Linked DNA regions of Homo sapiens: region 1 is linked to region 2. Evidence: chromatin loops called from intact Hi-C (ENCODE). Cell type or tissue: IMR-90. All regions are shown on one strand. Links, peaks and the distances in the headings refer to the core of each region. The heading gives the core; the rest is flanking DNA. Region 1 overlaps WFDC1 (WAP four-disulfide core domain 1). Region 2 overlaps DNAAF1 (dynein axonemal assembly factor 1).

Region 1 (5,314 bases), core at 1-5,000, 130 kb before region 2:
CCACCCCCGCTTCTATGTCCCACACCCACCCTCCCTTGTCACTCTTTCTCGGTGTCTTAATAGAAATCCGCCATCGCATTTAACCAGTGAGCGACCCCTTCAAGGGAGGGCCTCGAGCCTCCTGTGTCTCCTCCTGCACATACAGTTGGCTGAATAAAGGTCCCCAAAGACACCAGGCCCTACTCCCTGGAATCCTAAATGCAAAGGAAAAAGGGTCTTTGCAGACGCAATTAGGTTAAGGATCTTGACATGGGGAGATGATTCTGCATTTTCCAGTGGGCCCTAAATCCAGTCACAAGTGTCTGAGAAGAGGGGAGCAGAGGGAGATCACACACACACACACACACAAGCACGCCCCCCCCACACACACATGTACACACGCACGCACACACACATGCACACAAGAAAGTCATGTGAAGAGGGAGGCAGAGATGGCGTCTACAGACCAAGGAGTGACCATGATTGCCAGCAGCCACCGGAACAGGGATTGGCAAGGAAGGAACCTCTGGAGTTGGGGGGGCGCGGCTCTGCTGACCCCTTGATCTCAGTCCAGTGAAGCTGATGCTGAACTTCTGGCCCCAGAACCATGAGACAATTCATTTCTGTTGGCTTAACCACCCCTCCCACCCCAGTTTGTGGTCATTTGTTACGGCGGCCCCTGGAAACTTGATATCTGTCCCTCTGCCAGGCACATTCTATAAATGAACCCCACCCCAGGCCCAAGTCCCCATCAGTGCCTCCACAGTGGCCTCGTCCCTGGCCTCGATGCCTCCAAATCCATCCATTCTCCAAACTGCAGCCCAAAGAGGCTTTATGAAAGGCACCTGTGGATTTGGTCACCTCTGTGCTCCAAGGCCCCAGAGGCTTCCCAGCACCCTCGGGACAAAGTCCCAGCTCCCCACTCGACCTCCGAGCCCTGCGCCAACCAGGTACATGTTACTTTTTCGATTTAATAACTTAGATATAGGATACATTGGCCTCATCTCATCGCCCCGACCCTCCTTGTCCTTACATGCCAGCAAACTGCCCTCCCTCCTCCCCTCGCCCTCCAAGCACATTCATCTCTTCAAACCGTTTCCTCCAGCTGAGCTTGTCTCATCCGGCAGAGCAGACGGGCAACCAGAGCGGGCTCCACAGCTAACGGCCTTGGTTCAAATCCCGGCTCTAGGGCTTAAATCCTCTCTGCCACTCACTTGCTGTGTGACCTTGGGCAAGCATCAGTTTCTCCCTACAGAACTTCCCTCCTGGGGTATCCTGAGTCTGCACCCAGGATGGTGTCTACACCCAGGATGGCATCTATGCCCAGGCTGGTGTCTACACCCAGGATGGCATCTATGCCCAGGCTGGCGTCTACACCCAGGCTGGCATCTACACCCAGGCTGGCATCTACACTGAGGATGGCATCTACACCCAGGCTGGCGTCTACACTCAGCATGGCGTCTACACCCAGGCTGGCATCTACACTCAGGATGGCGTCTACACCCAGGCTGGCATCTACACTCAGGATGGCATCTACACCAAGGATGGCGTCTACACCCAGGCTGGTGTCTACACTCAGGATGGAGTGTACACCCAGGCGGGCATCTACACTCAGGCTGGCATCTAGCACAGTGCCACCGATCATCATTGGCACGTGCTGGTCCTCTGCCTGGAAGGCCTCCCATCAGCTTCAATTGGCCAAATCACCCTTTAGTCCTCAGCTTAAACAGCCTTCTGAGGGCAGCTTTCCCCAGACTCGTCGGGATGTTTCTAGTATGATTCTTCATTTTTAGGCCCTCGCCACCCCACACTGAGAGCAGAGGCTGTGTCTGTCCCTGCCTGGCTGGGACCGAGCGCAGTCCTTCCTGCGTGCCTATCTGGGTAGCTGCAAATTGCACACGGTGTCACCAGTGCCCTGCAGGGGGCACCAGGTCCCTGGGAACAGGTCCGGGCCGGGTGCCCCTGGGAATTGGTGGAATCACCAAGGCCAGAGGTTTTCAGCTGCCCCCAGGGAGCCTCAGGGCCTGAGACTGAGGGCATGAGGGGCAGAGAGCAGGAATGGCCAAGCAGGAGCGGGGGGTGGTGCGGCAGGAAAGCCTGGGAGGGGGGCCCCTGGCCCCCATCCCTGCTTCACCCAGAGAACCCTTCTTTTTACTCTTGTAAACATTGGCTGTTAAATTCACGAAAAGTGAAAATGACCACTAAGCTGGCATTTGGTGGATATGGAGACGAGGCCTTAAGGAGGTGAATGGTTTTCCCCAAAGACAGAGGGGAGACCAGAGCGTGGACCTTTTATCACCTTTTATCACCCCTTTCTCCGCCCAATCTCCCTCACCCCTGTAACCACCACCAATAACTTTCCAGCCGCAGCAGGTGCATAATCCCACGCCATTAGCTCTCAGTTCACTTGCTGCAGAATTAACTACATTGGACCCATGTTGGGGTCCGCAATTTTTAATCCTAATCTAACATGACAGGCGCCCCAGCCTCCTTCGGAGGGTGGTTAAGAATACACCGTACGTCGTCGGGAGGGGGCGGCTTATTTTTCCGCCCAGCTTATTTTTCGATGAAGCCTCATTTATGAAATTTAATGGAACCTGGTGATCAGAAGCAAAACACTTTTCACCCACCACAAATGCCTCCCAGTCCTGGGACTTCCTTAATGGCAGTCCCAGATGGGAGGGTACGCAGAGATCAATTTGAGCTGTGCCGCCGTCTCAGAGGAAAATTCAAATGTCATTTCTCAGAATTTGGAGAGAACAAAGAGATAAGCGCCTTAGAAGCCACATCTCCCGAGTTATTTACTGCGTGACTGAAACAACAGATGGTCGTGAGTGATAAAGCACTGATTTCACTGAGAGGCCCAGATTAAAGGATTACATGTTTTGAAAAATATTTCATGTCACGCAAGGTGACACTCAAAGAGGGTTCTAAACACAGGGCGTTTTCTGGAGTTCTGGGAAATAGCTTTTACTCAGAGACATGAACAGCTTACCCTCCAATTTATCCCTGGCCCCATGGGTTAAAGGAGTTAACAGCCAAGGTTCTTGGCCTAGAGGTCGGACTGGAATTGACTCCCCTGACCCCCTCCACGTCTCTGACCTCTCTTCCAGCACTCCCCTCCTTACTCATTCTCTCCAGCCACCCAGTCCCACCTCTGGGCCTTTGCACTGGCTCTTTCCCCGCCCACCCACCATATCTGCCCGGCTCTCACCTACCTGGGATCTGCTCATACAGCCTTCCCTTCCCCCTCTCCCTGCTTTGTGGAGCTTCACACACCTCATCACCCTTGGGTGGACTGTGTATTATGAACTCATTTGTTTGCTGTTTTTCTCCCTCCTAGGGACAGGAACTTGGTTTTGTTCTTACCTGTGTCCCTGGCTCGTAGAACAGTGCCTGGCACATAGCAAGTACTCAGTAAATATTCTTCGGGTGGAACAAAAGCTGTGATGATGATGATGATGATGAAGATGAGGATGATGGTGGTCAACACACCCTGGCAGTTTGCTGGGCACCCTTCTAAGTGCTTAACATGCATTAACTCGCTGATCTGCACATGGGCCCTGTGCAGTGGGTTCTGCAGAGCAGGGGTCCTGCACAGGTGTGGGGGCAGCCCTTTTGTTTGTGTAAGGCTGTGCTATGGGCAAGCATCATCACACTCCTATGCTCACTTAATGCGGATGTGAATTAGGGGAGTGGGTCTTGATATCCCACACTCCAGAGATGAGGAAGGATGCTTTCAAAATGTAAAGCTGGACTCGGCCATCCTCAGTTTCTGAGGATTCGCTGCTCCTCCTGGCCTTGGAGGCTTCCGCACACTGTTCCTTCTACTCGGAACGCTTCCTAACTCTTTTTCACAGCTGAACCTCCACATCCTTTGGGGCAAGAACTTAGGAGCCATATCCCAAGATGGAAGGGACCGAAGCTCATGATCTCTTATACATCAAAGGCTGCTTTGCACAGGGATTAAGGGCTCAGGTGTAGGAGTCTGACGCGTCTGGGTTTGAACCCCATGGCTGTGCGATCATACAGGAAAATCACTAACGTATCTGAGCGTCATCTGCAAAATGGACACAAAAGTAATACCTGCTGCCGATGTCTGTGGTGAAGATCAAAAGAGACCACACCTGCGTGTGCTCGGCTCAGCACGGGCAATGCTAATCCATAGTTCACCTGATTTTTATTCCTTTTATTATTATTATTATTATTATTATTATTATTATTATTATTATTTTGAGAAAAGGTCTCACTCTGTCACCCAGGCTGGAGTGCAAGGGCACGATCTCAGCTCACTGCAACCTCCGCCTCCCAGACTCAACCAGTTCTCATGCTTCAGCCTCCCAAGTAGCTGGGACTACAGGTGCCCGCCACCACGCCTGGCTAATATTTTGTATTTTTAGTAGAGATGGGGTTTTGCCTTGTTGCCCAGGATGGTCTTGAACTCCTGAGCTCAGGTGATCTGCCTGCTTCAGCCTCCCAAAGTGCTGGGATTACAAGCGTCAGCCACCACGCCTGGCTCCTTTTATTTTTAATCAATGGACTCAGAAGCCTCTCGTCCCATAGTAACTTCATTCTTCATATCTTCCAGTCTTTCTTCATTTCCGCTGTATCCTCCCTCAATTCACTCCCAGATGATTTAGTGAACGCCCACCATCTCCATAGCGTTAGGTTAGATGCTCAGCAGATGCAGAAGAAACCTAAGGAGCTCCAGTCCAGCTGAGGCTGCAGATACACGTACGAGAAACCCACCAGCAACAGTGAAAAGTGGGATTGGATATAACCTCATCATTTCTGGATAAGACCAGGGCAAACAACTCGCAGAGTTCCTAAGAGAAGGGGCCATGCGGAAACAGCCACCCAGCATGTGCAAGAGCACTGCCCTCGGAGGACCACCTGAAGTCGCCTCCAGCCCTCCCCAGTAGGTACCACTGCTGTCCCCATTGCATAGGTGAGGAAACGGAGGCACACAGTCACCATACACAGACACCAGGCTTAGAGCCTGGGCTGTGTGATTCATGCTTATGGCAAGGGAGGCAGCATTTAGTAAGCTCTTACTGTGTGCCAATGCTGTGCTGGGTCCTCACATACTGAATCTTCAGTATCACCCTCTGGGGCTGCTGCTATTCTAAACCCACTTTACTGATGAGGAAACTGAGGCACAAAAAAACTAAAAGCATTTGCCCAAGAGCAAGCAGCTGAGAAGAGTCAGAGGCAGGACTCGAACCTGGGTCTGTCCTACTCCATGGGCGTTCCTGACCCAGGAGCCTGGAACTGGGAGTTGCTTCCCAATGGTGCCTGTCAATTTCTTCCCATTCTTTCAGTCCAGGGGCTCTCT
Region 2 (5,370 bases), core at 234-5,233:
CCTCTGAGCAGAGGGTCACGGTCATGTCAGTTTGGGGGAATTCTCTGTTGTGCCTCACAGACTCCCCCCTTTCTTTCCTCCCTCCCCTTCTCATTTTGATGTCTAAAGCATCAAGTCCCTCTTCCTCGGAGTTTCTCTAGCTGCAGTGGAAGATTCTGTTTTCCTGTGGGGAAAATGCTCACTTGAGATTTTGCAGGGACCCGGGTCTGTCTGGTTTCTGATGACATAGTAAGAGAAAGGTCTTTTTTCAGGTTGGCTGGTGAAAGGAATTGCATGTGACTCACACAAACAGGAGCTAGCCCAATCATACACTGACTCGCGTGGGTGTTAAAATGTTTATCATGCCTAAGGGAGACATTTATGATTAAACCATTTATGCTACATATAACTGGGGAAAACTATGATGCTTTCGGTGCTGGGAATGCAGTGAGGTCCCACGTGGGCAGAGCTTGGCTGGGCTGGGCAACTCCGACACACGTCTCTGGGGGTGTGGCGGCGCTCTCAGTCGGCACTGTGGAAGGAAGGGTGACCTGTGCTTTCTCCCTGTCACTGTGACTGCAAGGACAGGGGGGCAGCCTTGGGGTTCAGTCCAGGCCAAATTCAGTGTCCTCAACTGGGCGTGGTGGCTCATACCTGTAATCCCAGCACTTTGGGAGGCCGAGGCAAACAGATCACCTGAGGTCAGGAGTTCGAGACCAGCCTGGTCAACATGGTGAAACCCCATCTCTACTAAAAATACAAAGATTAGCTGGGCGTGGTGGCAGGCCCCTATAATACCAGCTACTGGGGAGGCTGAGGCAGGAAAATCCCTTGACGGGTGCCTGTAATCCCAGCTACTTCAGAGGCGGAGGCAGGAGAATTGCTTGAACCTAGGAGGCAGAGGTTGCAGTGAGCCAAGATCACATGACTGCATTCCAGCCTAGGCCACAGTGCGAGACTGTCTCAAACAAAACAAACAAAAACAAATTATTCAACGTCCTCCAGGCCTGCCCCCGCCCGAGGCTGCACGGGCTCCAGCTCAGACTGCACTTTTCTGTGCTGGTTCCTAGAGTGGAAGAGAAGGCCACTCAGTGTTCCCGGGAAATGCACTCAGGCCACTCCCTGCTTCCTGCCTGCAAGTCTGGAGTCAGCCAGGCAGCTGTCTTCAGGAAAAAGCCTGGCCACCGATGCGTGCTGGATGAGAGTAGCACGGTCTGGGCTCCACACAGCCCCCAATTTGGGAGTGCACCTGAAGGCAGATGCTGAATGAAAAAACAGTCCCAGCTTGCTTGTTCTCAGCACTAACCGGCTGCTCCCCAAAACCGCATCTGCCAGGCACATGTACCAGCCTGCAGTATGAGGGGAGGCCCCGGTACATTCAGCATGTTTTTCTGGGTCTTCTGCAGCCAGGCCTCTGGCTGCCGTCCCTGCCTGGTGCCCCTTTGCCCCTTTGCCTTCCCTGCCTTGAAGGCCACTAGGACTGGCCTGTGATTCACCCGGGCCTGGGTCACTGTGAAGCAGCCACGCCCTTGTGTGGCTGTCACCTCGCTTGCCCCACACTCCCCAGCAGTGGTGTTGGTGGTCCCCTCCAAAAGCCCTGGTCTAGAAAGGCTGAGGCCAGGGATGGTGAGGAGGGGGTGGAAATGCACGGTCATTAGGCCCCCGCCCCAGGAGATCTGCATGACCACAGGGGGATTGTGACCCCCACACACAGTCAGACTCGGCTGCCCAAGAGGAGGCTGGCTCGGTGGCTTCCTGGCCCAGGCTGGCTACCAGCAAGTGGCAGCTTCAGACCCGTGAACTCAGGAATGGGACCTTCAGAGGATCTGTGTGGTCTGTCCTGGGTGACCCCTCCAGCAACATGAAAGCTCAGGGTAAGGCTGAGTGACTGCCCTGCCCCACCCATCCCAGGCCGGGGAGCCAACATTGTCTCCACTGTGCTCTCGGCCCCACGCTCTTACCCGGAGAAGAGGCTGCAAGGAAGTCGCTGTCCCTGTCTCCACTGGAAGTGAGTGGTGCAGCATCTCTTTGGCAGGTGGGGGGCATCAGTAGCTGGCCAGAGGGGTCCTCGTCGCTGAGCTCCTGGATCAGGGGTCTTGGGGACTTGGTGTCTTGTTTTCGGATTTCCAAGTCCCTCTTAGCTTCTTTTTTAAAGATGTCTGTGAAGGGCACCCGAGCCGCCTTTGAGGTGTCTTTAGAGACTGCAAATATATTTGACAGAGTGTCTGTGGGGAGGTTTTCCAGCACAGGGAGTGACGTGTAGTCCAGTTCAGGGTCACTGTCATCACTCAAGCTCGAGATGACCTCAATCTTCGGAAAGCACATATTCTATTTACAGAAGAAAAGGTGTCTGAAAGTTTCTGTTTTCACAACAGAATCGCTCTACAATGCACCATGCCAGTTCTGCTTTTTCACCCAATGTCACAAAGTATTCTGTTGCCACATCCAAGAAAGGCCCAAGGGAACACAGGACTCTGAAAGTTAGGCCTGGGGGTGGCCACTCCCTGGGCACAGCTCATGTCTATGCCCTTCTCTCTGCCCTCTGCTCCCCCAGCCACTGGCTATTCCTCACCCTCCTGGTACCTGAGAGGGCGCACCCCTGAGCCCTGGGCTCTGCTTGGCATGCCCCTGAACCCCGTTTCCTTCACAGACTCTCTGGGACTTAGCTCCTTGGACAGCAGGCCCCCCACAGTAACTGTGTCTGTTTTCTTTGCTGCTGAGCTCGTGCTCAGAGATGATGGCTGATGCCTCCTTCTCCCTCAGGGTACGGGTCTGGCACGTGTGGGCTCCTGGTAATGCCAGTAATGGCCTCTGGGTGGAGTAGGGTCACGTCACTCTGAGAGAATTCCCCATTGTGCCTCACAGACTCACCCCTTTCTTTCCCCTCTCCTGTTTTCATTTCCTTCCCCTATATTCAGACAGACATTCATAGGATGGACATAGAAATACATCTTAATGACAGAAAGTACTTTCAGCTAACTATGCACTGTACTCAGCTGTTACAAACCAGCAATAGATTTTCAAGTGGTTCATCATAAAATCTTAAAGAAATTGAACAAGAACAAATGGCATTTCCTTCAGCAAGGTGAAAATATGGGGGATGTGGGCTGGGTGCGGTGGCTCACGCCTGTAATCCCAGCACTTTGGGAGGCTGAGGCGGGTGGATCACTTGAGGTCAGGAGTTCGAGACCAGCCTGGCCAACATGGAGAAACCCCATCTCTACTAAAAATACAAAAATTAGCTGGGCGTGGTGGCTCATGCCTGTAATCCCAGCTACTTGGGAGGCTGAGACAGGAGAATTGCTTGAACCCAGGAGGTGGAGGTTGCAGTGAGCCAAGAACACACTATTGCACTGCAGCCTGGGTGACAGAGCCAGACTCTGCCTGAAAAGAAAAGAAAAGAAAAAGAATATGGGGGAATTCAATGCTTTATGCACAGGGAACATTTTACTTTCAAGTTTAGGAGAGAAACGGTAAACGACAAGAACGAAGGTGGAATTAAGCTGCCTGTGGGAAAATGGTTTCTAATGACCTTAACCTGGTCTTCCAGAGATTTGCCTGTTTCATCATCATCTTCCAAGTCAGGTAGGTCCTGAAAGAGCAAGTGAGCCGCACATCACCAGGGAGGTACACGCACTGTCAACGTTCTGATAGGCACGATAAAGGCAAACACGCAGTCAACCCAGCCTTAGTTACAGTTACTCAAATCACTCAGGTGACTCGCCTGCCTGTTCCCCACCAAAAGGAACTCTAGATACACACAAAGCAAGCGTTGCCACCTCAGGTGTCTGGATCTAATAAATGAAAGGGAACTTGCAAGGTGTGACGTGTTTAAAGAATTTCCACATCTTTTTTCTGCTTTTTTATTAAGAGACACAGCCAGTTCATCTTGGGGGAAATAATGGGACCCAAACCAAATGCACCTCTGTACAAACTAGTCCGAAAACTCTATGTGGTATAAAAGTAATATATTTTGTACCTCCCCAAAACTTGTAGGACTTTTTTGTTTTGTATTGTGGGTGTTTGTTCGGTATCTTTGTCCATAACAACCAGTGCGTGGTTGGGGAGGCAGCATAGTGTGTGGTTGGATGCATGAACTGGAGCCACGGTGCCTAGGTTGTTACTCCCCCACCACCATTTTCTAGCTGTCTGGCTTTGGGCAAGTTGCCTAACCTCTCTGTTTCTCATTTTCCTCATCTGGGAAATTGGGATGATAATAGTATGTACTGCTTAGAGTTGTAGGAAGGGTTACATCAATCAATACAAGTCATGCTTAGAATGGTGTCACCCATATAATAAGAAACCAATTAACATTAGCTATTAGTGTTGTAGTTATCTATATGGTCAGTTCTCAAATGTGAGAGATAAATTGCCCAATTATGTCCCTTTCTTTTTCTTTTTTTTGAGACAGAGTCTCGCTGTGTTGCCCAGGCTGGAGTGCAGTGGTGAGATCTTGGCTCACTGCAACCTCCGCCTCCCAGGTTCAAGCAGTTCTCCTGCCTCAGCCTCCCGAGTAGCTGGGATTATAGGCACCTGCCACCACGCCCAGCTAATTTTATTTTTTTTATTTTTTATGTTTTTGTATTTTTAGTAGAGATGGGGTTTCACCATGTTGGCCAGGCTGGTCTCAAACTCCTGACTTCATGTGATCCACCCACCTTGGCCTCCCAAAGTGCTGGGATTACAGGTGTAAGCCTCCACACCTGGCCTTTGTTTCTTTTTTTTACATAGCTCCAGAAAACTAGAAACCCACTGTGAATTCTGACCGTGATCACTTTAACTCTTTTTTTCTTTTTTGAGATGGAGTCTCGCTCTGTCGCCCAGGTTGGAGTGCAGTGGCGTGATCTCGGCTCACTGCAAGCTCCACCTCCCAGGTTCCTGCCATTCTCCTGCCTCAGCCTCCCAAGTAGCTGGGACTACAGGTGCCCATCACCACACCTGGCTAATTTTTTTCTATTTTTAGTAGAGATGGGTTTTCACCATGTTAGCCAGGATGGTCTCGATCTCCTGACCTCGTGATCCAGCCACCTCGGCCTCCCAAAGTGCTGGGATTACAGGCGTAAGCCACCATGCCTGGCCGATCACTTTAACTCCTACTGGGCCATGTGAAATTCTGAAGTTTGAACATTAGAAACACCAGTTTAGAAGAAGTTTAACAAGGAAGTGGGCAGGGGACCACCTCTCCAAGGTATAAGGTCAGAGGTACCCAGAAATGCCTCTCCTATTCGTGCCCCATCAAAGGACAGTTCTTGGGGGGTTGTGAGACAATGTGTGAATTCCCATGGTACCATTCTTGTGGGCCTAAGCATTTGAGACTGTCAACAAAATGGGAAGAGCTTCAGGGAAGAGTGACAGGCAAGGCTGCGATCAAACATTCACTCAAGGGGATGG

What was found. Peaks named below come from ENCODE experiments on the same cell type or tissue, not always from the same donor. Only the 100,000 strongest peaks of a DNase experiment are listed, where the experiment ranks them.
Region 1: it touches region 2 in a loop (4-fold over the local background); 6 of 110 quality-filtered maps call a loop at or near these places.

Annotation. Positions count from the first base shown.
Region 1 is chr16:84,304,903-84,310,216 of GRCh38, reverse strand. The region is part of intron 1 of WFDC1 (WAP four-disulfide core domain 1); the gene reads right to left. Among named protein-coding and RNA genes, the nearest start is that of WFDC1, 13 kb to the right of the region's middle. RefSeq lists an enhancer at 2,466-3,665. In IMR-90, for the core only: a CTCF peak has its summit at 1,892 (motif pointing right); no DNase peak of the experiment used is centred there; H3K27ac peaks cover 420 bases.
Region 2 is chr16:84,172,870-84,178,239 of GRCh38, reverse strand. DNAAF1 (dynein axonemal assembly factor 1) reads right to left here. Exons shown (of 12, transcript NM_178452.6): 10 at 3,518-3,571; 11 at 1,941-2,307; 12 at 322-511. The coding sequence ends at 399. TAF1C (TATA-box binding protein associated factor, RNA polymerase I subunit C) reads left to right here. Exons shown (of 15, transcript NM_001243156.2): 15 at 1-385. Among named protein-coding and RNA genes, the nearest start is that of TAF1C, 12 kb to the left of the region's middle. In IMR-90, for the core only: a CTCF peak has its summit at 2,788; DNase peaks (open chromatin) are centred at 329 and 999; H3K27ac peaks cover 1,101 bases.